3 separate regions of the Homo sapiens genome follow, and all the other regions are linked to region 3. A link is a loop called in an ENCODE intact Hi-C map of the cell type or tissue named here. Cell type or tissue: B cell. All regions are shown on one strand. Region 1 holds the start of SMIM5 (small integral membrane protein 5). Region 2 overlaps CASKIN2 (CASK interacting protein 2). Region 3 has its middle 20 kb from the start of MIR3678.

Region 1 (8,000 bases), 210 kb after region 3:
CTCCAGGGACCTCCCCTCTGGGCCCAGGGAGGGGCTCACTCCCATCCTCATCCAGGAGGCCACAGGGCCGGCTCGGGGGCTCGTGCTCGCCTCCCCGCTCGGGCTGGGGGGCTTGCTCCCTGATCCGAGTTGTCTCCATCAGTTCCGTGGCCGTCTGGAACGGGCAGGAGCCTTTGGGGAAACCAGCTCCCACCCGCTTGGGTTTGAGCTGTAAATGTGAGCAGGAGGAGAGGAGGTTCAGCCCACTAGGCCCCCTTGAGGGCACCGCTGGCTGGAGCAGTAACTCACATTGGGACGGGGCTCTCAGGAGTGTGGGAGGGAAGAGGCAGGCAGGACCCTGGTGGGGAGCCAGGCCTTGGCAAGAGGTGCACCCCTGAGGGCAGAGGGGAAGTGAAGCCTTTCCTGGTCACAGGTCTGGAGGCCACTGGGCCACAGCTCACCGAGTACACATGGGAGGCTGGTGGAATGTCATACTCATTGGGCTCCGGGGGCTCAGCTTGGGCACTGCAGCTCTTGGCACTGCCTCCCATGTCATAGGGCTGCCCATCCTTGGAGGCTCTGTGGATATCGGCCACCTGGGCAGGGATAGGCAGGGAGGCTGTGGCACCCGCCAGCTCCTCCTGACATGCCCCACCTAGCCCTCCTTTTCTACTAGGCACTACAAGTGGGTTTCTGTGGCCAGTGGCCACAGGCAACTGACCACTGGGCAAGTTTTAGGCCTCCCATCCTCACAGGGTTGGCTAGAAACATGTCCAGCCAGTGGAGAATGGAGCTCTACCCCCATAAACTGTCTCTGGGGTGGGCTGGGGAGGGTGAGTTCTGGGCTGCCTGAGCCCAGAGAGCTGGCAGACAGCTTCTGCGTCAGAGTATGGAGGGGCCCCTGCAACGACCCTGGGTCCGCCTGCACCAGGCCCACCTTCTTCAGCACGCTGGCCTTGTAGAGGTTGGCCACCTTGGCGTTCCGGAATGTCTCATGTTCCAGCTCCACGGCCTTGGCCCGGAGGTCAGCTCTGTGGGTGCAAGGTAACAGGCACAAGGTATCAGGTGGGCCTGGGCTTCTCCCTGCTGAGCTCTTGCGGGACTCCAGGCCTGGTGGGGTAGGCCTTGGGCACAGGGATTCTGATTAGGGCTCTCTGAGCACCCTGTGGCTTACTGTCCCTCAGCAGCTGCTGGTAGCACCTAAGTTGTAGCCATGCCTGGCCCTGGTGGGGTTGTAGGGGCAGTCCCCTGGAGTAGGAGAGGTACAATCTGGGGAGAGGTGGCCCAAACAGGCCAGGGTTGACAGGGTCCTGCAGTCTCCAAGGGAACGAGAGCTTGGAGTGCTCCTCAGCCCAGTGATCGTGGAACTCACTCATCAGCGGTACGTGTTGACTGGCGGTTGCTGCTCAGCGCCTCCTCCAGAAGCCGCAGGCAGTGCTCCCGTGCCTGGCACAGGACAGTGAGACTGGTCGCATGGCCTCGCGGCTGGGGGAGGGCCCCGGCGGGTGGCTGAGGAGCTGCCCGTCTCTTACCTTCACAGTCAGCCTGGGGATCCTCCTGCTAGAAGCCTCTTTCAGGGGACAGTTCTCATCTGTGGGGGGGGGGGGTGGTCCTTGGTCCTTTCGCTCCACCTTCTGCGCTCTGAGGTCCCCCACAGCCCGGATGAGAATCCTCCCTCCATGCCCCGGGAAGAGCCCACAAGCCTCCAGGAACATTTCTGTACTGACCTGGGGGTACAAATTCTTCTATCTTGGGGTCTTTGCCCTGGAGGACAACATGAAGGACCCATGAGGCGTCCTGCCCTGCCGCAGGACAGTCCCATCCAGCACCAGAGAAGGGGCTGAGAGGTGCGAGCAGGGGGCCACCAGGGGCCCCACACAGGCCACTGAGTGCCTCCCCTCACCTTGCGCAGCTGCATCTGCTTCTGATAGAAGAGGTTCCACTCCCGCTTGTGGGCCTCATCTCTGCCTTCATCCCCGCTGCCTCCAGAACCTTCGTCATACCTAGGGACAGGCCAGGCGTGAGTGGCCCTGGCCTGGGCTCTGCCCTCCCCATGTGTGCTGCTGCTAGAACGGCAATGTCCCTGATGTCCTACCAGCTCAAGGGGGGATTGCGGCATCGTGCCACCTCTGGTCTGGCCCTGGCGCCAAGGGAATGCCAGGCAATTCCAGCGGGTTGGAGCCCTGGCTTCTCGGCCCCTTACCTGCTGAAGTCCCCGTAGCCCTTGCGGCCTCCCTCATACAGCTCGGGGTCAAAGCCGTTCCCCTGGGAGGGCCCGATGCAGGTCTTGCTCCAGCTGCTGCTGCGCTCCAAGGCCTCCAGCCGCCTCCGCACGGCCGTGGGGTTCTGGCAGTGGTCGCAGCCTTTGGCGCAGGCAGGCAGCGCATCCCCGAAGTACTTGGCAATGGCGGCATGGCGGCACCTGGAGCAGGCAGCACCGCAGAGGTGAGGGGCGGAGAGCCCAGTCGGCCAGCGTCTGTTCACCCGAGCCTGAATCGCTAGCTGAGCGAGCACTGCCGCGTCCGGCACCATGCCGGGAGCCCCACACCCCTCATCTCATCCAAGCTGCACCAGGCATCGTTTGGCTCTCCCCACTACACAGATGAGGACGATAAGGTGAACCAACTTTCCCAAGGTCACGTAACACATGGGGGTCTCCCGGGAAGCAGGATGTGAACCCCACTCTGTCCAGTTACTCCTCTGCTCCTCCCCTCTGTCCTCTGGCAATGGGATGTAGATGCTGGCTCTGCCATGAAGGGTGTCTTTTGGGTGACACACTTCACCTCCTAAAGCCCATGCATTCCCGTCAGTAAGATGGTGCAGAAAGGCACAGCCCTCACGGACTGAGCGAAGATGGCTGAGGTGATGTCTGAAGTGCATTACAGTACAGTCATGCCCCATGGAATGACTGCACAGCCAATGGTGGTCCCCTACGATTCTAACACTGTATTTCTACTGTACTTTTTCTATGCTTATGTGTGCTTAGATATGTGAATACCACTGTGTTACAACTGCATACGGTACTCAGGACAGTAACGTGATGTACAGGTTTGTGGTCTAGGAGCAACAAGCTGTAGCGCATGGCCTGGGTGTGTAGGAGGCTGTGCCGCTTGATATTTTTTTCCTTCTCTTCCCTGGAATTGCTGTTTGATTTCCCTAAGTATACTCTGTGACCGCACAATGACAAGTTAAATTTCTCAAAACGTATTTGCATTGCTAAGGCAGGCACGGCTGTGTAGTAATATGTCCCATCATCAACCCGTGAGGGTGTCACAGGTGGGGCCTTTAGCCAGGGAGACGCAGCCTCGCCTGGAGTCCTCCTCTCGTCTTCCTCTGTCTCAACCCTGCTGCAGCCCTCCTGGGGTGAGCGGCCTCTGCCCATGCTGGGAGCAGGGAGCAGCCTCTGGCTGGCCCACGAGGCTCTGTCGCATCTCTGTTCCCTCTGCATGGGGGTGGCTGTCGACCCTTGGGGCAGCTGCAGAGGCCGCAAGAGGGGCCATAGCTCTCTCAGGCTCCTTATAAACAGCCATTCCTGCCACCAGGAACGTGGCACAGGGTAGGGAAGCCCAAGAGGAGATGCTGGAACACAGGCAGGGCTGTCTGGGGTGCCACATCCCAGGGACAAGAATAGCTGGCATTAACTGCTCTAACTAGAACTCCTCCCAGTGTGAGCACTGCTGCGGCTGCAAGAAGCCCTTTGAGGGGCTGCGACCCCAAGGCGCAGGCTCAAGGATGCAAGGCTGATTGCAACACCCCGGTAAGGAAGCAGGGCCTGGCTGACTTTCTTTTAGCTGAGTGAATGCAGCTCTGAAGCCTGACCTGGGCTGGGACAGCCGAGGCGGCCACCAGAGGGCGCTCCTGCCCCCACTCTGCTCCAATGAGTAAATGCAACAAATGGTTCATCCCCAGGAGTCCGTGCGCCCGCACAGCGGCCGCCTGTCCAGCCTCTGGGAGGCTCTGGCATCCGAGTGGTGTGACCACATGGCTGGCTTCCTCCCCCTGCCCTCCTCAGGCCCTGACTCACTGGGGTTTTGTGCTCGGACTCAAAGAGCTCCATTGACAGCGGGGCTGGGGTCGGTTTCTCTCCACACAGCCTAGCCTGCTGGGAGGCACAACCAGGCAAATGTCACAGGGCCCGGCCCCTGGACTCTGGAGCCCTGCCCTGACAGCTGGGCCAGGAGTGCGGTCACAGCCCCAGCAGAAGGCCCTCACCTCACAAGGAACATGAGGCGCCTTGCCGGGCGCGCAGGCCACTCCCAGGTCACTCAGGATTCCAAGTTCTCCCCCAAGACGCCTTCAGATGCTGAGCGGCACAAGGGCCTCCCCAGGGACTGGTTGCAAAGCCTCCTGCTCAGCTTGAGAGGGCCACCAGCTCCCCACTGTTTACTGTTGTTCCTGAGAGAGGCCAGAGGGAGGGACCAGCCAGGGAGTGGCCAGAGGGACAGAAGGGGTGGCCTTCCTGAGGGCAGGGTGGGTGCCCCAGACCTGAGAGCGCTGCAGGACTCCCCTCCACAGGCTCAGGTGGAGCCTCCCCAGGGTCCTCCTGGCCAGGAAGGCAGAGAGCCGACTTCTTTCTTCAGCTCCCAACCCAGGCCCAGCCCACGGCGTGGGAGTCGGGGAGAGGGAGAGGAGGAGGAAGGAGGAGGAGAGAGGGAGCTTGTCTTGTCCCTGAGCAGCGCTCTCAGGGCAGAGGTGAGGCACCGGGACATGAAGTTGGAGGACAAGTTCCCAAGCAGGGCTTCCTCGGGCTCCCCCTCGCGACGGTAATTTGACACTTGGATCTCCAGGACGACCAACAACAAAAAAGCCAGGCAGAGACAGCAGCTGGCTGTCAGCAGAGGAGCTGGGCTGAGGCGCCCAGGGGAGCAGCGGCGCCCACGAAGGAAGTACGAGGACAGCACGTGGAGGCTCCGCGCTGGGGCACTGCTGCTCAGCCCCCAACACCTGAGCTCCCAGGTGAGTGGCAATGGCCACAGAAGAAGGGGGGACAGGGAGGGAGCAGCAAGGGTCCCCTGCCCCCAGGGTGAAGGGCCACAGTCTACCATAAACACGGAGAGGTCTTCGGGGACATGCTGGGTCGCTTCCCTGCAGGGAAGTCAGCCAGCCTCCTGCACACACCTGCACTCTCCCTGCTGCTGGGACCCTGCACTAGGGGAGGGCTGGGGGCTCTGCTCAGAGCGCCTCCTGCTCCGCCTGCTGTGCAGCAGAGGGGCCCCGAGGGCCTGCTTATTCTGCAAGTTCATTTCAGCTCTTTTATTCAGGGGGCTTAAAAGAGGGATTTGGCTGTCCAGCTTGGGAGAGAATGGCTGCCGGCCTGCTGAGCCTCCCTTTTTCCCAGGATTAGGGCAGAGCCCTGTCGAGGTCAGCGCAGGGTCTGCCCAGCCAGCATGCGGCGCCCCCAGGATGCAGCAGGACTCTGCCCATCTGTGTCCTTTCAGGGGCTTGGCCCACTCACTGCTGGTGTTCTCAGCTCACGGCTCAGCCTGGGTCCTCCTCCCTGGGCCCATCTAGAACCCCATAAACTCCTAGATCTCCCTCTGGTGATGAGCCTTGAACACCAAACCAGGAACCTGGAGGACTGACTTTCAACTCAGGCTCAGGTGGGCAGAAGGTCACAGAAGTGAGGCTGGGAGGGACCACGCTGGCAACCGGGACCTCTGCTGTGCCACCGTGATGCACAGGCTGACATGACACCACCCCTAAGGAAGCAGGACCCGGCTGTTTGGTTCTTTGGGGAACACTGAGAGCAGCCCTCCTGGGCAGGGCCCGTGAGCCGAGGCTGCCTACTCCTCCTGCCGCCCTGTCCTCAAGCCAGCGTTAAAGCCACCACCCCCCATATGTTTTCCTCAAAGCAAACAAGCTGGCATCTAGTGAGAAACAAAAACAATGACCCAGGGAAATGTGGAAACCAAGGACTAGCCCAAGTGTTCTCAGCTCAGCAGAGGCTGGGGGCTTCGGCTGGGGCTGGTGTCTGGGGAGACAAGCTCCTGCGGTGTTGGGAGGCGCACAGTAGGGAAGAGTCAGGCCAGGTCGGGGTCGGGGCACAGCGGTGAGCCTGGAGACCCCAGTGGCTGTCACTCACAAGACGCCCCAGGCAGGCAGGTGGGGATCCCTGTCCTGCATCCACAGGACACGAGTGGACAGGGTCTCTCCAACACAGTCCCTGAACCAGGACGGAGGGTGAATGAACAGCCAGCTTCTGTAGCTGCAGAAAGAGCGCCTACTGTTTCTAACACCAGCAGCAGAAAGCGCTTCCTCCCGCCCTGGGTGGCTACAGGAGCAGGGCCTGCCAGGGGTTCAAGCACCACTTTCTACTTCCAGTTGGAGCCAGGGCAAAAAGGGGAGTCACCCAAAGGCTCAGTGCCACAAATAGGGGCATCCCCCCCGGCTGCTCAGGCACAGGACCCTGCAAATCTCCCACAAGTGTCAGTTATGCCTCCTTCTAGGTGGACCTCAAACGAGATAATGCCCAACAGGGCAAGGGTGACTAAAACCCACCATGACGAAACAACAGGGCAGAGCAAGCAGCCCTCTGGGGCCCCGCGCTGCCAACACACCTCGCTTATCAGTCTCAAACACGCCGCCTGCTGCCAGCCCTTCCTCGTGAGGCGCCTGGGGTTGGAGTATCAGCTCTGCGAGGAGGAAACAGGGAAGCTTCGGGACCAAGTGGCAGCTGTCTGGCCTGCGGGATGCCTGCCTGTTGCAAGGCTCCGTGTGCCAGGAGATGCCACATAAAGGAATGCTTCCCATCCCTCCGGCTCTGCCAGCCTTCTCTGCCCTGAGTGTTTCCCCTGTGCTGACCGCTACTGCAGCCAGGGCACACCCTCTGAAGGCTCCAAGCAGGGCTGGCTGGGCAGCCTGGGCAGCAGGAGGGCCTGGTGGCAGCTGGGCTACACTCCCTCTTAAGGCCAGAGGGAGCCACCACTTGCTCTGGCAGCCACTCAGGAACCCCTGAGGACCCTGAGAAGCCTCCAACCAAGGCACTACTGAGCGTGGGGTTGGGAGGGACTCTGGTTGCCCTGGTTCGCAGGTGGGCACTACCAAGCGTGGGGTTGGGAGGGACTGGTTGCCCTGGTTCGCAGGTGGGAAGTGTGGTTTTGGAAGGAGTTGGGTGAACCTGAGATAGAAAGACGGGAAAAATATGGGATCATCAGTAGCCCTCCTGGGCTTCCCTGCCTTCCTCCTGCCAAACCTAGGAAGGGAAAGGGGAGGAGAGGTGGCCAGCCTCAGAGCTCCCATGTTCCCCTCGCCACAGCTGGGAACACTAAGGTTCCCTTAGGAGCAGCGGCTGGGGCACATGCCACACAGTCACCTGACGGCTGCTGGTTATATTGGGCACCAAGTGTCAGGCACTCCTTGGCCTGGCTTTAAATAGCCCGCTGGGAAGACCACCTGGGGACCGGCTGGAATGCGCCTCCTCCTCTTTAGAGAACAGGACCCCTCAGCTCCCCCACCTGCGCCATGAAGGTTCAGTCGCGGGTTTACGCTCCAAATGACAAGATATCAACTGCAAAACAAAGGGGGTCCCGGGGTTCCTCTCCAGCTCTCTGGGGGCAGAACAGCCACGTCCAACGGTCCTACTTCTGCTCACTGTGTGACAGGATACCGTGAGTACCCCTGGGTCAGACCCTGGGGCTGGGTGAGGCTGGCCATGCCTGGCTGGCAAATTCAGCTTCCAGTCAGCCCCCTAGGGAAGCCCTGGGCGCAAAGCTATGACACTGTCCACAGCCGCAGCCTGCTGCTGCTGGGAACTGACACTTTTCCCCGCTGGAGGCCGGGGTCCACCCGGCATGAGTCTGCAGCTCTCCCACTTTGCAGCCCCTGGAGGAGGCTGGCCAGAGCTTCTCAGCAACAAACCCCACTTTTCCTGCACCAGTAAATTCAGCCTCAGTCCAACCTTCCTCCTCCCTGTTCTGGTGAGCACAGCCCCAGGTCTCTCGCTCACAAGGAAAAGTGCCCCCTGCAATCTCTCCCTGGGTCTCTGGGTGTGGCACAAGCGAAAAAGCTCTCCCTGCCCGCTC
Region 2 (8,000 bases), 78 kb after region 3:
TTCTAAGGTGGGCTGCCCCACAAGAGCTGTGGTGCCCACAGCCGCGGGCTGAGTGGGAAGGGGCCCTGCTAGGAGGGGCACTTCAGCCTGACCAGCCCTTGGCCCGTCCCTAGGGTGGCAGGGGCCTCTTCTGTGCTGGGGCAAAGGCAGTGGACTTCGGCAGGTCACAGTGGGCACTGCTGGAGGGCTCAGTCCAGCATGGCGTCCAGCTGGTCAGCCAGGGCGTCGAACATGGTGCTGATGTCATCCAGAATGTGCTTGGTGGAGGCGCTGGGGGTGCTGCAGCAAGGGGAAGGATGCGGTCAGATCAGCCAGTGGCCTGCACCCCACTGGCCCTGGGGCAGGGAGCTGTCATAGCTCCCAGAGGCTCAGGGAGGCAAGGGACCGGCCAGGCTCCTGTGCCTCTTAAATGGTAGCCACCAGGATTCCCTGATCTAGGTGATTTCAACACCTGGCCTCTTATCCCGTTAGTGCCTGCAATGTCCCCCTCCAACATCCCCATGATCCCTGGGCAGAGGATGCAGGGAGCACTGTTTCTCTGCAGCCTTCTCTCCCTCCCCATCCGGCCCCCCTCACCCCTCTTGCTCCTTGGTGCCAATGCTCTTCTCTGCGGCTCTCAGTGCAGCTGCCAGGGACGAGCTGGTCTGCTCCAGTCTCTGCTGGGCCTGGCCTGGGCCCACAGTCCCAGTGCTCTCAGGCCGTGGAGGAGGCACTGGGCGGGGGCCGAGCCGGGGCGCTAGCTTAGGGCCAGAAAATGCCAGCTGGGTGCAGGCCACCGACACAGGCTTGGGGGCTGTTCCTGCAGAGACAAAAAGGTTGGCTTGGGACTTGGCTGGGTCAGACACAACCCTGCCAGCAGTGACTCTCCCACAGGCCTCCCCTCTTACCTGCTCCGGGCACCTTGAGGAGGGCAGCAGGGGCGGCCGGGGGTTCTGTCTCCCCATTCCACCGACTAGCTGCTGAGCTTTCCAGACCTGGCCCTGGGCAGGGCGGCACTGGAGGCTGCATGGCGGGGCTGGGAGCAAGGGGGGTTGGAACTCCTTGGGCTGGAAGGCTGCTGGGCTCGGGCTGGGGAAGGCTAGAAGCTGGAGGAGACTCGCCAGGAGTTGGGGAAGGCAGTGGGGCAGCGGGGCCAGGCGTGGCACTGGCCACTCCGAAGGCCAGCAGTGCGGTCTGCAGTGGCTCTCTCTCCCGGCACTTGGGCCTCCGCTTAACAGTGTCTGATTCCGTGAGGTTGAAATCGAGGCCGGGGGGCACGGGTGTCTCTCGGGGCGGGGGGCCAGCGGGCTTCGGGCGCTGTTTGATGGTCAGGTTCCCTTCCTCTGCAAACGGCAGCCCTTCCCCAGAGCTGCCCCGAGATGGGGGCGTCCCCTCAGGGCCTGGCTCCTCCTCCTCCGTGTCTGACGCGGGCCCAGCCGGGGCAGGTGGGCCAGGGGGCTCTGAGGGGCCAGCAGGTTCACTCAGTGTTCGCCTTCGGGGCCCTGTGGCCCCTTCCTTGGGCCCTGGGCTCTCATCTAGTGGAGGTGGCTCCGGGCTGGGGCCAGAGACGGAGCTGAGGCGCTTGGGGGGCGGGGGCGGGGGGCCTTTGCGCCGGGCCCGCAGGGCAAAGGACTGGCTGCGAGGAGTCCCCCGAGCTGGGGTTGGGGTCACACTAGGACTGGTCCGGACAAGGGCACTGCGTCCTGGCCGCCGGGTAAGGGTAGCATAACTGCCTAGGGTGCTGCCCACTGGCCCTTCGGCCTCCCCCTCAGCATCCCCCTCTGTGGGGCCAGGGCGGCTTAGGCTGTGGGACCGGCGCTTAGGTCGAGGCGGGTCTGGGGGAGTGGCAGGGGGCCCGGCCAAGTAGGAGAAGGCCCAGGGTGCGCCAGGAGGTGGCCCTGGGGCCGGGCTAGAGGGTGAGCCCTGGGGGTACATAAAAACATAGGGTGGGGGTCCTTGGCCAGGAAGTGAAGAACAAAGCTTAGGGGGCCGCTCTGTGCCCTCTGGGAGGTTCCTCTCCTGGGGGGGGCTGGGATCTCCACCGCTGGGCTGTGGGGCAGGCTGTTCCTGTGAGTGGCCAGACCCCCGTGAGCGTGCCCCGATGCTCTCCTGGCTGGGAGAGCGGGCAGGTGGGAGGGGGAGTGGTTCAGGGCCACCCCCTGCCATGGCCGCCTGTAGCTCTGGGCTTAGTTCGCTGCCCTGGAAGGTGAGGAGCCGTGGGCCAGCTGTAGCTGGGCCTTCTCCGTTCTCCAGTCCCTCGATGGCCATCAGCTCCGGACCCTTGGCCAGCCGGCGCCCGCCTTCGCTGAGGGCCTCCCCCTGCAGCAGGCCCCGCCGAAGCTCCGCCAGCCGCTTCACCCCCAGCATGAGCTTCTTCTGATGCCCTGAGATGGGGGACGGAAGTGGCAAGGTTAGCTGGGGCTGGGGTTGTCCTGGTCACCGCTGGGCCCCATACTGTCTTCTCTTGGAGACCCCGGAGGCAGGTGGGGGCCCAGCCAGGCCTCAGGACAGTCCTTACCGAGCTTGTTGACCCCAATCTCCTGCAGCTCCTCCCAGGTGAGGTCGGCCACCAGCCCCATGGAGTCGTAGCCGCTGCTCACCAGCTGCTTGTGGTACTGTGGCAGCCCCAGTGCACACAGCCACTCCAGCAGGTCCGTCTGGAAGAGCACCGTCCTCAGAACAACTCCCAGCCAGCCTCCGCCCCCAGCCAGAGGAGAAAAGGCACCGCAAAGCCACAGCTGAGGGTGACAGCACGTGCCCCACTCCCCAGCCACCCTTGATGGCTCACTGGGATGTAGCTGGGCAGCCACTCGGCGATGCTGAGCTGAGCGATCTCTGAGGCGATCTTCTTCCTGTGCCCAGGCTTGGTCACCCCGATGGCCGTCAGGTCCTGCCACACAAAGTCTGGCCATCAGGCCCCTCCCCCGCCTGCTGGGCCCTCCCCCGCCCGCTGGGTGCTGCTTCCCGGCTGCAGCACCCACCTCAGGTGTCATGCGGCTGATGGTAGGCACATCATAGCCGGCCTGCAGAAAGTGGGCAGTGTAGCCCTCCAGCTGGAACTCGCTTAGCCAGTTATGAATGGCCTGCGCGTCCTGCGGGGTGGGGGAAGGGGGCAGAATTAGCAGGAGCTGGACCAAGGCCCTAGCCCCCACCAGGGGCTCAGGACCTGCCTGAGCGGGGCTTCAGTCCATACAGAGGCTCTTGCCTCTACCCTGCCCTACCCACCCCGAGGCCCACAGTGCACCCCGTGGAGGTCACACCTTCCCCCCCGAGGCCCACGGTGCACCCCGTGGAGGTCACACCTTCCCCCCCGAGGCCCACGGTGCACCCCGTGGAGGTCACACCTTCCCCTCCAGCAGCTGTTCTGGCCGCACGTCCTGGGTGAAGATCTGCTCCCCAGAGCGGCAGTTGGCCAGAGGGCGGTGGCTCAGGTTGTCTTCAAGGAGAGAGAAAAATGGAATGGAAAGGTGGCAGGAGGAAGGGGTGCCCACCCTCGGCCTCCTTACTTGCACCTCTCCTAGCCAACCCAGGTCCCCTGACCCTTCCTACCTGCCAGGGACGGCGGGTGGAGTCCTGGCAGCACCTGGTCCTCTCCAGCAGAGGGCAGTGGCTGGAGGAGACAGGGCAGGAGCCAACTCAGCATTTGGGGAACTGGCAGTGGGGAGTGAGCCCTGACCTGGTCCGTGACCCCATCATCCTACCTGGGCGTTCTCAATCAGGAGGCCAGGGCCATGGCCATTAGTGCCCTCAGAGCTCTGCCCGCTGCCGGCACTGCGGATGCTGCCCACGCTGCCCTCACTGCCCACACTATTCCTGTCACCTGCTGTGGGGGGCAGAAGCCAAGGGGTCAGAGTCCCAAGTGTCGCTCTGACAGCTGTCTGGCAGCTTGCCCAGGCCACACGCCCACACAGTGCCCAGCACTGCCCCCTGGGAGGATGTACCTGGGCTGTCTGGGCTGAGGCCCACCCGAGGAAGCTGGCTGTAGGTAAGAGGGTGCGGGGGTTCTTCGGCAGGAGGCTGCGGTGTCCGGGAGAAGCCTGGGCGCAGGGGGGTGGGTGCGGAGGGGAGGCGGGCTGCAGGGATGCCCACCCGCTTGCTGACCACCTCGACAATGCCCGGGGGGAAGTAGCCTATGCGGTCTGTGCCCCTCTGGCTCTCGTGGATGTGGCCCTTCCAGCGGCCGTCGGGATGCTGTTCTAGCACCTGCGGCCAGGGGTGGGGGGCGGGGACGGTCACTCCCAGCACCAGGCAAGTGGCAAACGGTTGTCCCTGCAGCTGCGGTCCGGCAACCCTGGTCCAGCTCTTTCCCTACCCCTAAGGAGCTGGCCTCTGATGCCCACACTGGCCCAAGTTCCGCCCCTGCTGCCAGCAGCCAGCTCAATCTCCCCTGTGCCTCCAGGGCGAGCCCCAGTGGCAGCCCGTGGTCAAATCACAGCTCCACTACTTGCTAGCTGTGTGACCTTGGGCAAGTCACTTGAATTTCTCTTGATTTTATTTTGTTTAATTCTCAATTTTGTCATCTGTAAAGAAGAAATGCTAACAGCACTGCCTTCCCTGGCTTTAAGAAGAATTAAATGAGGGTGCATATAGAGACCTCAGAGCAGAACGTGGTAACATAGCAGGTGCCCAAATAAGTAACAGCAATCATTTGTATTTGCAAAGGAATGCCTGCTTGGGGTCCCTCACCGTGATGACATCCCCTGCCCGGACATTGAGAGCAGTGGGATCGTGGAGGTTCCAGAAATCCTTGAGCGCTCGGACCTTCAGGATCCCTGAGGCCTCTAAGAAAACGGGGTGGGGGACAGGTGTCATCTAAGGGTCCTTAGGGCATCTTCCCACCCCTCATGCCCTTGACAACCCTCCCCCAGGGACGTCCACTCCCCCTCCACATCCTGGTACCACTTGAGCGGCCCCAGGCCCCCTGGGCAGGGTATCCTCCCCCGCACTCACCCCGCAGTAGCTGCTTGATTTCCCGGCTGGCCTGGGAGGTGGTGAACTGATTCACTATGTCCAGCGCCGTCTGGTTATACGTATTCCGGATGTTCACGTCCACACCTCCCTGGGTGCACAGTGTCACATGAGCACACGCTAAGCACTTTGACACCCCTCACCCGATTCTCTCAGCTACCCGGGACATAGGTACTATTACCATTTTCCGATTTTACAGATGAGGACATAGAGGCTCAGGGACTCAGTCAAGGACAAGCTCAAGTTCACTCAGCTAGTAAGAGGCAGATCTGGGGTGCCAATCAGGTTGGTCTGCCCCCGATCCATCTGCACCGCCTCGGCACCATTCAGAAGGAAGTCAGGCCTCTTTCCTGACGCCCATGCAAAAACCACGCTGGAGTCCTCCGTCCCGTACCTCCCCAGCCAGTCAGGGGCACAGGGCAGAGGCTCCATGGACACCTGCGAGGGAGCAGGGGCCCATACCCACCTCCAGAAGCAGCCGCACCACCTCGGTCTTGCCATACAGTGCGGCCTCGTGGAGCGCCGTACCCGTCTTGGTCTGGCGGTTGATCTCGATCCCAGCTCTCAGGAGCTGCCTGCAGTGGACGGGGGGAGTCACGGGGGAGGTGGCGTAGGAGGGGGTGCTGACTGCTGGGGGCCTGGGAGATGGAGAGCCCGGGTGAAAAGGGCAGTGGGGGAGAGCACTGAGGGGCACCGATGGTCCCGCAGGCAGGTGATGAGGAAGCGAGGGGACCCCAAGGGTACCTGATGACTTCTCTGTGGCCATTCTTGGCAGCCAAGTGCAGGGGCGTGGTGTAGTTGGGGTCACACGGGTCTTTGGCCTCACCCTCCAGCAGTGCCACACATAAGTGGCTGTTCAGAAGCAGCTGGGCCACCTGCAGCACCCAGTGCCCAGTTAGAGCCTCCTCCTGAGACCCTGTAGATGTCCAGGACCCAGCACCCCAAGGCTGCAGGCCTCACCTTGAGTCGGCCAAATTCACAGGCCAGGTCCAGGGGCGTCTTCTTGGCCTTGTTGACCAGGCATGGGTTGGACTGATGCTGGAGGAGCATTTCTGACTGGGGTTGGGGGAGCCGAGTGAGGGGGCCTGGCCTGTCCGGCACCCCACCCTGCCCTGCGCCACGCCCCTGTGGGCAGCCTCACGTACCACCTCATAATGTCCATACTGTGCAGCCAGGTGCAGGGGGATCTGTCCGTCCAGCGAGGCGGCATTGACAGCCGCAGAGGCGCGCAGCAGCAGCCTCACAGGCTCCAGCCGGCCCTGCCAGGCTGCGTAGTGCAGCGGGCGCATGCCTGGCAGGAGGAAAGGGTTTCTGAGGGAGGTCCTGGGACGGCGTTGGGGGTGGAGAGGAACTGAGCAGAGTACGGAGCCAGCCCAGCTGGGAGGGCAGAGAGCCCACGGGGATGCAATGCTGGCTCTATCCAGGTGTGCTTAGGAAGAGGTTCGGCTCGACAGGGCTGAAGCCAGAGTCCTGCTGTGCCCACTGTGGATCATGATGACCCCAGGACAGCAACAACACCTCGCTGAGCCTCAACCTACTCATCTGAATAATGGGATGTTAGTACCACTCGCCTATGCAAGAAGGCTGTGAAGAGTAAACGGGGAAAAGCCACTTGCAAGCCCAGAGACGCTGTGCTAGCATCTATTAGCATTGCTACGTTGTCATAGGAGCAAGCTCTGGTCCCAGGGTCTGGGTAGGGCCCCTACCTGCCCAGGGTGGGGGTCGGGGGCACATGGGGGTCTCACCATTGCTGTCCTTGATGTCAACAGTGGCCTGAGCCTCTAGCAGCAAGGCTATGAGCTCCAGGCTGCCCCCCAAAGCAGCGTGGTGGAGGGCAGAGAATCTGATGTGGGAGGACACAAAGTTAGGGGTGTTGGTGGGCAGCCCCCACCCCCAAATCCTGGTCTTCCATACCCGAACCTATCCTGGGGGCTGGCAGGGATGGGTTACTGGCCCCCCCAACCCCAGCAGCCCTGCCGTGGGAGCGCAGTGGCTGAGCCACAGCATGAAAGGGCTCAGTGTCTGCACTGAGAGGCCCGTTTGTCTCGCCCCCCCGCCTCCCAGCTGGCCCAGGGGAGGGGGCCGTGGGAGCAGGAGCCTGAGGGCTCCTACCCTCCAGGGAGAAAAGGGGGCCCCAAAGGAATCTGACCCCAGGAGGCCCTGCGGAGAGGCACCAGGGCCCCTCCCCTCACTCAGGGCTAACTCCACGGGCGGGCGGGTGCCCCCTCCCTCCAGCCCAGGGACAGGGCCCACAGCTCGCAGCAAATACACTTCCAGGGCCAAGTCTGAGAGGGAAAGGGACCCTGGGCCTCAGGATCTTTCCCTCCAGCCCCACCCCTGGGGCTCTACTGCCCCCACCCAGCAGCTCTGCAGAGGGACAGGGGCTCCCACTCACCCATCAGCATCCTGGTAGTTCACGTTGAGCCTCTTTGTGGAGCCCAGGAGCTCTAGGGGTCAGGATAGGAGGTGTCAGGGCCATCAGATGACTGCCCTCACTCAGCATCCCTCCCCCCACCTGTCACAGCCCGGCTGACCTCTTGGCGTGCAGGAAAGCACCTGCCCCATGGCCTTCCGCCTGTCCCGTCCCTGTGGCTCCCCACCCTGGCCCACCGGCCCAGCAGCATGAGGGCAGTGAGGGCAGGATGCTGCTGCGGCAGTGGGCTGGCTTCCCCTCGCCCCAGTCCCGCTTGTTTATAGAGCCAAAGAGGGCGGGGGGTGGGACTGGCACGATGTGCCCTCAGTGGACAGGCCCACGGTGTGCATGGTTAGCATTCCTGCCTGAATGGGCCAGGCAGCGAGTCATGTTGTCCTACTGGGCCGAGGGGTGGGGAGAGAGAAGGAAAGAGGCACTAGGTATTCAAGGGCAGGCCACGATGCCCAGTCCTGGGGCATCCCAGAGGAAGGTGACATTAGACAGACCTCTACCCAACACTGGCTCTGCCAGGCACCAGCTGTGTGACTGTGACAAGTCATTTAACCTCCCATGCTCAGTGTCCTCAACTGTAAAATGAGCTGATCAGAACCTGCTCACGGGGGCTGTGAGTACAGTGCCT
Region 3 (8,000 bases):
TTTTATTTTTAGAAACAGGGTCTTACTATGTCGCTCAGGCTGGTCTTGCAATCCTCCCATCTCAGCTTCCTGTGTAGCTGGAATTACAGGCATGAGCTACCACACCCTCAACATCAGTATTTTAATAGACTATGGAATTGCTGAATTAGTACATTTTCTTTCACTCATTCATTCAACAAACACATACTGAATGTGCATTATGAGCCAGGCACACCACCAGGCACTAGGGATGCATGAGTGAATTAAAAAGGACAGGGTTGGGCCAGGGCGCAGTGACTCACGCCTGTAATCTCAGCACTTTGGGAGGCCGAGGCGGGTGGATCCCTTGAGCTCAAGAGTTTGGGACCAGCCTGGGCAACATGGTGAAACCCCATCTCTACTAAAATTACAAAAATTAGCCAAGTATGGTGGTGCGTACCTGTAGTTGCAGCTACTCAGGAGGCCAAGGTAGGAGGACTGCCTGAGCCCTGGAAGTCAAGGCTGCAGTGAGCCAAAATTGTACCACTGCACTCCAGCCTGGGCAACAGAGTAAGACCCTGTCTAATAAATAAATAAATAAAAGGACAGGGTTCCTGCCCTCTTGGAGCTTACAATCACATGAGGAAAGGTGAGCAACAAGCAACAAGCCAGTAAACAAATATGATTTAATTACGATTTTTTTTTGAGATGGAGTCTTGCTGTGTGGCCCAGGCTGCAGTGCAATGGCACAATCTCAGCTCACTGCAACCTCCGCCTCCTGGGTTCAAGTGATTCTCCTGCCTCAGCCTCCTGAGTAGCTGGGACTACAGGCACCCGTCACCATACCCAGCTAATTTTTGTATTTTTAGTACAGACGGGGGTCTCACCAGCTTGGCCAGGCTGGTCTCGAACTCCTGACTTCAGGTGATCCACCCACCACGGCCTCCCAAAGTGCTGGGATTACAAGGGTGAGCCACCGCGCTTGGCCTAATTACAAATTTAGAAGCCTGTTTCAACTATCTAAGTGGACTTGAACCAAGAAGGGGGATTAGAGATCCACCTTGATCTCCGTTGGAGGCATTGGAGATGCCGTGGGATGGGTGGACTTGAGATATTACTGTAGGGAGAAAACACAGGTGGCAGGGTTGGAAATGAGAGGTGAGTGAGAGTGAGAAGCAGGACGACATCCAGGTTTACAGCTTGAGCACTAGAGGACCAACCCGAGAGACACAGTGAAATAAGAACAGGATTTAATGTAGGAGAGACGGTTCCAGTGCCAACCAGCCGGTTCCCAGTGCTGAGTGAGGAATCTGTGACATGTCTTGTCACTTGTTTGTGACTTAATTTCTTCATCTGGAAAAGTGTTGATAATAATATATCTCAAAACAGGCCGGGCACGGTGTCTCATGCTTGTAATCCCAGCACTTTGGGAGGCTGAGGAGGGTGGATCACTTGAGGTCAGGAGTTTGACACCAGCCTGGCCAACATGGTGCCAACATGGTGCAACCCCGTCTCTACTACAAATACAAAAAAATTAGCCAGGCGTGGTGGTCGGCGCCTGTAATTTCAGCTACTTGGGAGGTTGAGGCAGGAGAATCCCTTGAACCTAGGAGGCGGAGGTTGCAGTGGGCTGAGATCATGCCAATGCACTCCAGCCTAGGCAACAGAGTGAGACTTCATCTCAAAATAGTAATAATAATAATATATCTCAAAACAGAGTTGACATGAAAATGAAACAAAATAAGACAATGCGTATTGGCTGGGTGTGGTGGCTCACACCTGTAATCCCAGCACTTTGGGAGGTCAAAGCAGGAGGATCTCTTGAGCCCAGAAATTTGACACCAGTCTGGGCAACACAATGAGATCCCGTTTCTCTTAAAAAAAAAAAAAAAAGATTATTTCTTTTTCTTTTCCTTTTTTTTTTTTTTTTGGAGACGGAGTCTCGCCCTGTCTCCCAGGCTGGAGTGCAATGGTGCAATCTTGGCTCACTGCGAGCTCCGCCTCCCAGGTTCACGCCATTCTCCTGCCTCAGCCTCCTGAGTAGCTGGGACTACAGGCGCCCGCCAAAACGCCTGGCTAATTTTTTTGTATTTTTAGTAGAGACGGGGTTTCACCATGTTAGCCAGGATGGTCTCGATCTCCTGACCTCGTGATCCGCCCGCCTCGGCCTCCCAAAGTGCTGGGAATATAGGCGTGAGCCACAGCACCCGGCCAAGTGTTGTAAAATGTTTCTTAATTGACTGGGCGTGGTGGCTCACACCTGTAATCCCAGCACTTTGGGAGGCTGAAACCTGCAGATCATCTGAGTTTGGGAGTTCAAGACCAGCTTGACCAATATGGAGAAACCCCGTCTCAACTAAAAATACAAAATTAGCCAGGCATGGTGGCACACGCCTGTAATCCCAGCTACTTGGGAGGCTGAGGCAGGAGAGTCAGTTGAAGCCGGGAGGTGGAGGTTGCGGTGAGCTGAGATTGCACCATTGCACCCCAGCCTGGGCAACAAGAGCGAAACTCCATCTCAAAAAAAAAATTTTTTTTTCTTAATTTTTACCTTTTAGACATTCTCCTCTCAATTTTCCCTTTCTTCGTCTTAACAATTCCACTTGGATCCACCGTTGTCATAGTTATTAAAAGCTTCTCAGACTGTATCTTTTAGCTGTTCTCTCCTGAGCATACCTGTATTGCCAGTCACCCAATGATCTCAAAACGCTTTGTAGATTACGACCATTATTTATTTTATTCTTCTTATTTTTTTTTTGAGACAGGGTCTCCCTCTGTCACCTGCCTTACCCTCCTTAGTAGCTGGGACTACAGGTGGGCACCACCACACCACACCCTGCTAATTTTTGTATTTTTAGTAGAGACTGGGTTTCTCCATGTTGCCCAGACTGGTCTTGAACTCCTGGGCTCAAGGGATCTGCCCACCTTGGCTTCCCAAAGTGTTGAGATTACAGGTGTGAGCCACTGTGCCCAGTGCCTTAAAGCTTTATAGAAAAAATAATGGCAGGCCGGGCACAGTGGCTCACACCTGTAATCCCAGCACTTTGGGAGGCCAAGGCAGGCAGGTCACCTGAGGTCAGGAGTTCGAGACCAGCCTCGCCAATGTGGAGAAACCCCGTCTCTACTAAAAATACAAAATTAGCCGGGTGTGGTGGCACATGCCTGTAATCCCAGCTACTCGGGAGGCTGAAGCAGGAGAATCACTTGAACCCGGGATGCGGAGGTTGCGGTAAGCCGAGATGGCGCCACTGCACTCCAGCCTGGGCAACAAGAATGAAACTCTGTCTCACAAAAAAAGAAAAGAAAAGAAAAGAAAAAATAATGGTCCGGAGCGGTGGCTCACACCTGTAATCCTAGCACTTTGGGAGGCCGAAGTGGGCAGATCACAAGATCAGGAGTTCGAGATCAGCCTGATCAACATGGTAAAACCCCGTCTCTACTAAAAATACAAAAATTAGCTGGATATGGTGGCAGGCCCCTGTAATCCCTGCTACTCGGGAGGCTGAGGCAGGAGAATCACTTGAACCTGGGAGGAGGAGCTGCAGTGAGCCGAGATCGCACCACTGCACTCCAGCCTGGGCAACGCAGTGAGACTCCGTCTTAAAAAAAAAGAAAGAAAGAAAGAAAAAAAATGTCTTAGGGCCCCTTTACAGAGAAAACATGCCACTCCAGCCTGTAGCTAAGCAGGTGTACCCCTGGTGGACAAGTGACTTACCCAGGACGATCACTGCCGAGGCCAGGATTTGGGAACATTCAAATGTAACTCGGTGGTTTCACATTTTACATGAAAGCATACTTCACGGTTTTAATTAGCAAGTGGAATAACTTCTACTTGCTCATGTTGTCAGCCCTACGTGTTGCCATCAACCACAGGGTAATTAGTGAGGGAAAGGATCAAGCGGCTTCTGTTGTGACAAAGAGTGCAGCATTTGTAGGTGATCCTTACCTAGGCTGGAAAATCGGGTACTTCCCTTGGTTGCCATTAGATGTCACTCGAGACAGGCAGGCATTTCCTCAGAGGTGGTTGTAGAACTAACTAACTGTAAAGGAATGCAGTCCTTTGGCTCCAAAAATGGATTCGACCTTGCTGCCCGGACTCGCCGCACTAGAAGTGCCAGGAAACGTTGTTTGATGGAGCGTGGAGGAAATATCCTGTTGCACCATATGTAATGGAAACCCTATTTCCCTGGAACCAAAACAGAATTCACGACCCAACAAGACTGCTCTCTCCCTCCCCCGCCAACCCCTAAATCTTTGTTAACCACAAGTTTCTTTTCTTTCTTTTTTTTTTGAGACCGAGTCTCGCTCTGTCACCCAGGCTGGAGTGCAGTGGCGCGATCTTGGCTCACCGTAAGCTCCGCCTCCTGGGTTCAAGCCATTCTCCTGCCTCAGCCTCCCGAGTAGCTGGGATTACAGGCGCCCACCACCACGCCCGGCTAATTTTTTTGTATTTTTAGTAGAGACGGGGTTTCACCGTTGTAGCCAGGATGGTCTTGATCTCCTGACCTCGTGATCCGCCGGCCTTGGCCTCCCAAAGTGCTGGGATTACATGCGTGAGCCACTGCGCCCGGCCAACCACAAGTTTCAATTCTTTGTGGTTACAAAAGAACAGAAATAATGTTTTCCCATTTACTTAATAAACTCAGAAGCTGCATTTTCTCTGCCTTCTATGAAACATATCTTCCCTTTCTACTAGACTCTTTTTTGGTTTTATGGCTCAAGGGCAGAAAGTTGTGGAATTTATTCTCTTTTCACTTCTAAAACATTTTCAGACTTAGATTGCTCAGTGGCAAAGTCTGATGTCTTCCTCTCTGGTTAGGATCCTGAATGTATGGACATTTTGTCTTAGGAGCAAAAATGAAATAATGCACACAGTGTGTTTAGCTCAGAGTCTAACCCTCAGCAAGCTCTTAAATGTAAGCTACAGCTGGGCACAGTGGCTCATGCCTGTAATCCCAGCACTTTGGGAGGAGGCCGAGGTGGGCGGATCACTTGAGGGCAGGAGTTCGAGACCAGCCTGGCCAACATGATGAAACCCTGTCTCTACTAAAAATACAAAAATTAGCCATGCGTGGTGGCAGGCACCTGTAATCCCAGCTACTTGGGAGGCTGAGGCAGGAGAATTGCTTGAACCCGGAAGGTGGAGATTGCAGTGAGCCGAGATTGCACCGTTGCACTACAGCCTGGGCAACAGAGCGAGACTCAGTCTCAAATGAAAAAAAAGTAAGCTACTACTACTACTGCTATTATTATTGTATGTCTGGATCATGACAGTAAGATAATTGCCAGTTAGAACCTAGAGGAACAAGATTGGTTGCAAGGATGCAAGCCTGCCCCAAGCCCCCACCCCCAAGGCATCTGGGCACCCTGAACCAGGCTGTCACCGGGAACAACCCCCTCTCCGAGCAATCTGACCACAGGAGAAGGTGAAGTAACGTGGCATAATGAAAACCAATAGTTTTGGTGGTAACAGACACTGTTTACTGGCTGTGTTTTATATGACAATACAGCTAAGGGTTTTTTTTTTTTTTTTTTTTTTTGAGATGGAGTCTCGCTGTGTCGCCCAGGCTGGAGTGCAATGGCGCAATCTCAGCTCACTGCAAGCTCCGCCTCCCAGGTTCACGCCATTCTCCTGCCTCAGCCTCCCGAATAGCTGGGACTACAGGCACCTGCCACCACGCCCGGCTAATTTTTTGTATTTTTAGTAGAGACGGGGTTTCACCGTGTTAGCCAGGATGGTCTTCATCTCCTGAGCTCGTCATCCACCCGCCTCGGCCTCCCAAAGTGCTGGGATTTACAGGCGTGAGCCACCGTGCCCGGCCTGGGTTTTAATTGGCAACTAGAATGTCCACTCTATTAAGCCTGTCTTTAACCCTTCTTATTACAAGCAATTAAATTAGGAGGAGAACTAACTCGTACAGAATACTGACTATGTTTTCGGGCCCTGTGCTGGACACTTGGCATAATTTCTCAACTAACTTCTGCAAACCTCAGAGTCCTCATCTATAATAATGTAAGGTGTGTGAGAAATAATTGATAATGTCCATTTTCCTGCTTTCTAGAGGCTTGTTTCATTTGCAAACAGGATAGGAGTGCTTGCATATCAATTCTAATGCTTCTGCTTTTCCAATCCTTTCTCTTTTTTGGCCTAGCTGAGTGTTTTATGAGACTTCACTCAGTCACAAAGCCCCCGGAAGTTTACCAATACTGCCTCTGTTCTGAGCTCCAAAGAAATCAAGCAACTTGCTTCCAAGTTCTGCTGGCAGCTTCTCTGGGGCTAACAATCAACCCGTTCCTGAATCTTTGGCCCTGCTCAAGAAATCAAATCTCCATCCTCTCCCAAATTAACATGAGCATTTGGTCTTTAGGAAAATTAAATCTCTATAAGTATCCTGAGCTAAGATCAATATAAATACCAGAACTGCCTAGCAACCAGAACGGATTACTCATTCTCTCTGATATTTAGCTGTGTCAGATGGGGAAAACCTTTTGCTTTATATAGCTGCGCTTACGTACACCCAGGCTGAAGATGAATCAGGGAAGCCGCTCCAAATGCAAGGGAAGTGAAAATAGAGTGAAAGACAGGAGGGATCCTTCCTGATATTCTGTGCAGAGAAAATTCTTCACCAGATTCCGTCCTGGTTTGGAGGCCATGAAAGGAGGGGCCTGAACCACAGGCCTCCGTGTAACTGAGGAGTTAGAAATTGAACACAAATAGAGGCCGGGCACAGTGGCTCACGCCTGTAATCCCAGCACTTTTGGAGGCTGAGGTGGGCGGATCACTTGAGGCCAGGAGTTTGAGATCAGCCTGGCCAACATGGCGAAACCCTGTATCTACTAAAAATACGAAAATTAGCCAGGTGTGGTGGTGCGCGTGTGTAATCCCAGCTACTTGGGAGGCTGAGGCATGAGAATTGCTTGGACCCGGGAGGCGGAGTTTGCAGTGAGCTGAGACCATGCCACTGCACTCCAGCCTGGGTGACACAGTGAGACTCCGTCTCAAAAAAAAAAAAAAAAAAAAAAAGAAAGAAAGAAAGAAATTAAACACAAATAGAAGATGAAAGAATTTGAACGTGCTTTCATTTAGTTTTAAAGGGACAAAGGCTTAGTGAACATCTTAAAGTACAAACTGTGATGAAAGACAACCACTGTTGCTTTCCCTATTTATTGGAAACCAGACAAATTCTAGCTTAGCAAATTCAGGTTAGATCAAGTGGGACCTTTTTGACGTGAGTTAAATACTGGAATGTGTTACTGAGGCTGCAGAATATCTTTCAGTTGCGGTGATTAGGTACCTGTTTTTTTGGCATAAGGTCGGAGGCAAGGCAGTGAACTCTCTAAGCTCTCTAAATATATTTAATATATTATATCTAAGCTCTGTAAATCTATAATAATACATAGTGGCCAGATGTGGTGGCTCATGCCTGTAATCCCAGCACTTTGGGAGGCTGAGGTAGGAGGATCGCTTGAGCCCAGGAGTTTGAGACCAGCCTGGGCAACATGGCGAAACCCTGTCTCTACAAAAAGTAGAAAAATTAGCCAGGCATGGTGGTGCCTGTGGTCCTAGCTACTTGGGAGGCTAAAGTAGGAGGATCATTTGAGCCCGGGAGGCGGAGGTTTCAGCGAGCCGAGATCATGTCACTGGACTCCAGCCTGGGTGACAAAGTGAGACCCTGTCTCGAAAAATAAATAAATAAATAAACATAGTTACCCTATTAACAGTGTGGCACAAATAGCCCTGTTTATCCAATAAACAGGTGTGCCTAGGACTTCAACAAGTTTAAATTTGTCAAGTCGATCATAGATAAATATAAGATCTGTACATTTTACAGAACAGAAGCTGGACTCCAGCAGCCAGGGGGAGAATGCAGGAAGGAATCCTTGCTCTTTTCACATAGCCTCTGATCATTGTCTCTTCCACACTGTCCTTGGGACTCTCTAGCAGCTGAAGGCAAAGCTATGTGACCCCAAGTATGTCTGTCCAGGAGGGAAGAAAAGCATCTAAACCCTAGGGGAATGTCGGCAATGTGGGCTTGGCAAAT

The links. Hi-C counts contacts between places; a loop is a spot of excess contacts. Peaks named below come from ENCODE experiments on the same cell type or tissue, not always from the same donor. Only the 100,000 strongest peaks of a DNase experiment are listed, where the experiment ranks them.
Region 1: it touches region 3 in a loop (28-fold over the local background); 14 of 110 quality-filtered maps call a loop at or near these places.
Region 2: it touches region 3 in a loop (10-fold over the local background); 98 of 110 quality-filtered maps call a loop at or near these places.

The regions. Positions count from the first base shown.
Region 1 is chr17:75,629,268-75,637,267 of GRCh38, forward strand. It overlaps RECQL5 (RecQ like helicase 5), which reads right to left. Exons shown (of 20, transcript NM_004259.7): 9 at 2,183-2,401; 10 at 1,883-1,982; 11 at 1,707-1,743; 12 at 1,512-1,570; 13 at 1,352-1,425; 14 at 917-1,010; 15 at 441-575; 16 at 1-208. SMIM5 (small integral membrane protein 5) reads left to right here and starts at 4,167. Exons shown (of 3, transcript NM_001162995.3): 1 at 4,167-4,935. RefSeq lists enhancers at 3,239-3,919, 3,920-4,599. In B cell, CTCF peaks have their summits at 3,816 (motif pointing right), 4,021 and 4,767; DNase peaks (open chromatin) are centred at 3,834 and 4,734.
Region 2 is chr17:75,500,892-75,508,891 of GRCh38, forward strand. CASKIN2 (CASK interacting protein 2) reads right to left here. Exons shown (of 20, transcript NM_020753.5): 3 at 7,343-7,394; 4 at 6,693-6,790; 5 at 6,093-6,238; 6 at 5,908-6,003; 7 at 5,692-5,822; 8 at 5,414-5,522; 9 at 4,930-5,038; 10 at 4,666-4,760; 11 at 3,921-4,182; 12 at 3,681-3,802; 13 at 3,529-3,589; 14 at 3,324-3,415; 15 at 2,961-3,071; 16 at 2,768-2,869; 4 more. The coding sequence ends at 189. Among named protein-coding and RNA genes, the nearest start is that of MIR6785, 6.3 kb to the left of the region's middle. RefSeq lists an enhancer at 3,669-3,808. In B cell, CTCF peaks have their summits at 3,604 (motif pointing right) and 3,803; a DNase peak (open chromatin) is centred at 3,590.
Region 3 is chr17:75,422,545-75,430,544 of GRCh38, forward strand. No RefSeq gene overlaps it. Among named protein-coding and RNA genes, the nearest start is that of MIR3678, 20 kb to the left of the region's middle. RefSeq lists an enhancer at 4,201-4,260. In B cell, a CTCF peak has its summit at 3,961 (motif pointing right); a DNase peak (open chromatin) is centred at 3,957; H3K4me3 peaks cover 460 bases; H3K27ac peaks cover 465 bases.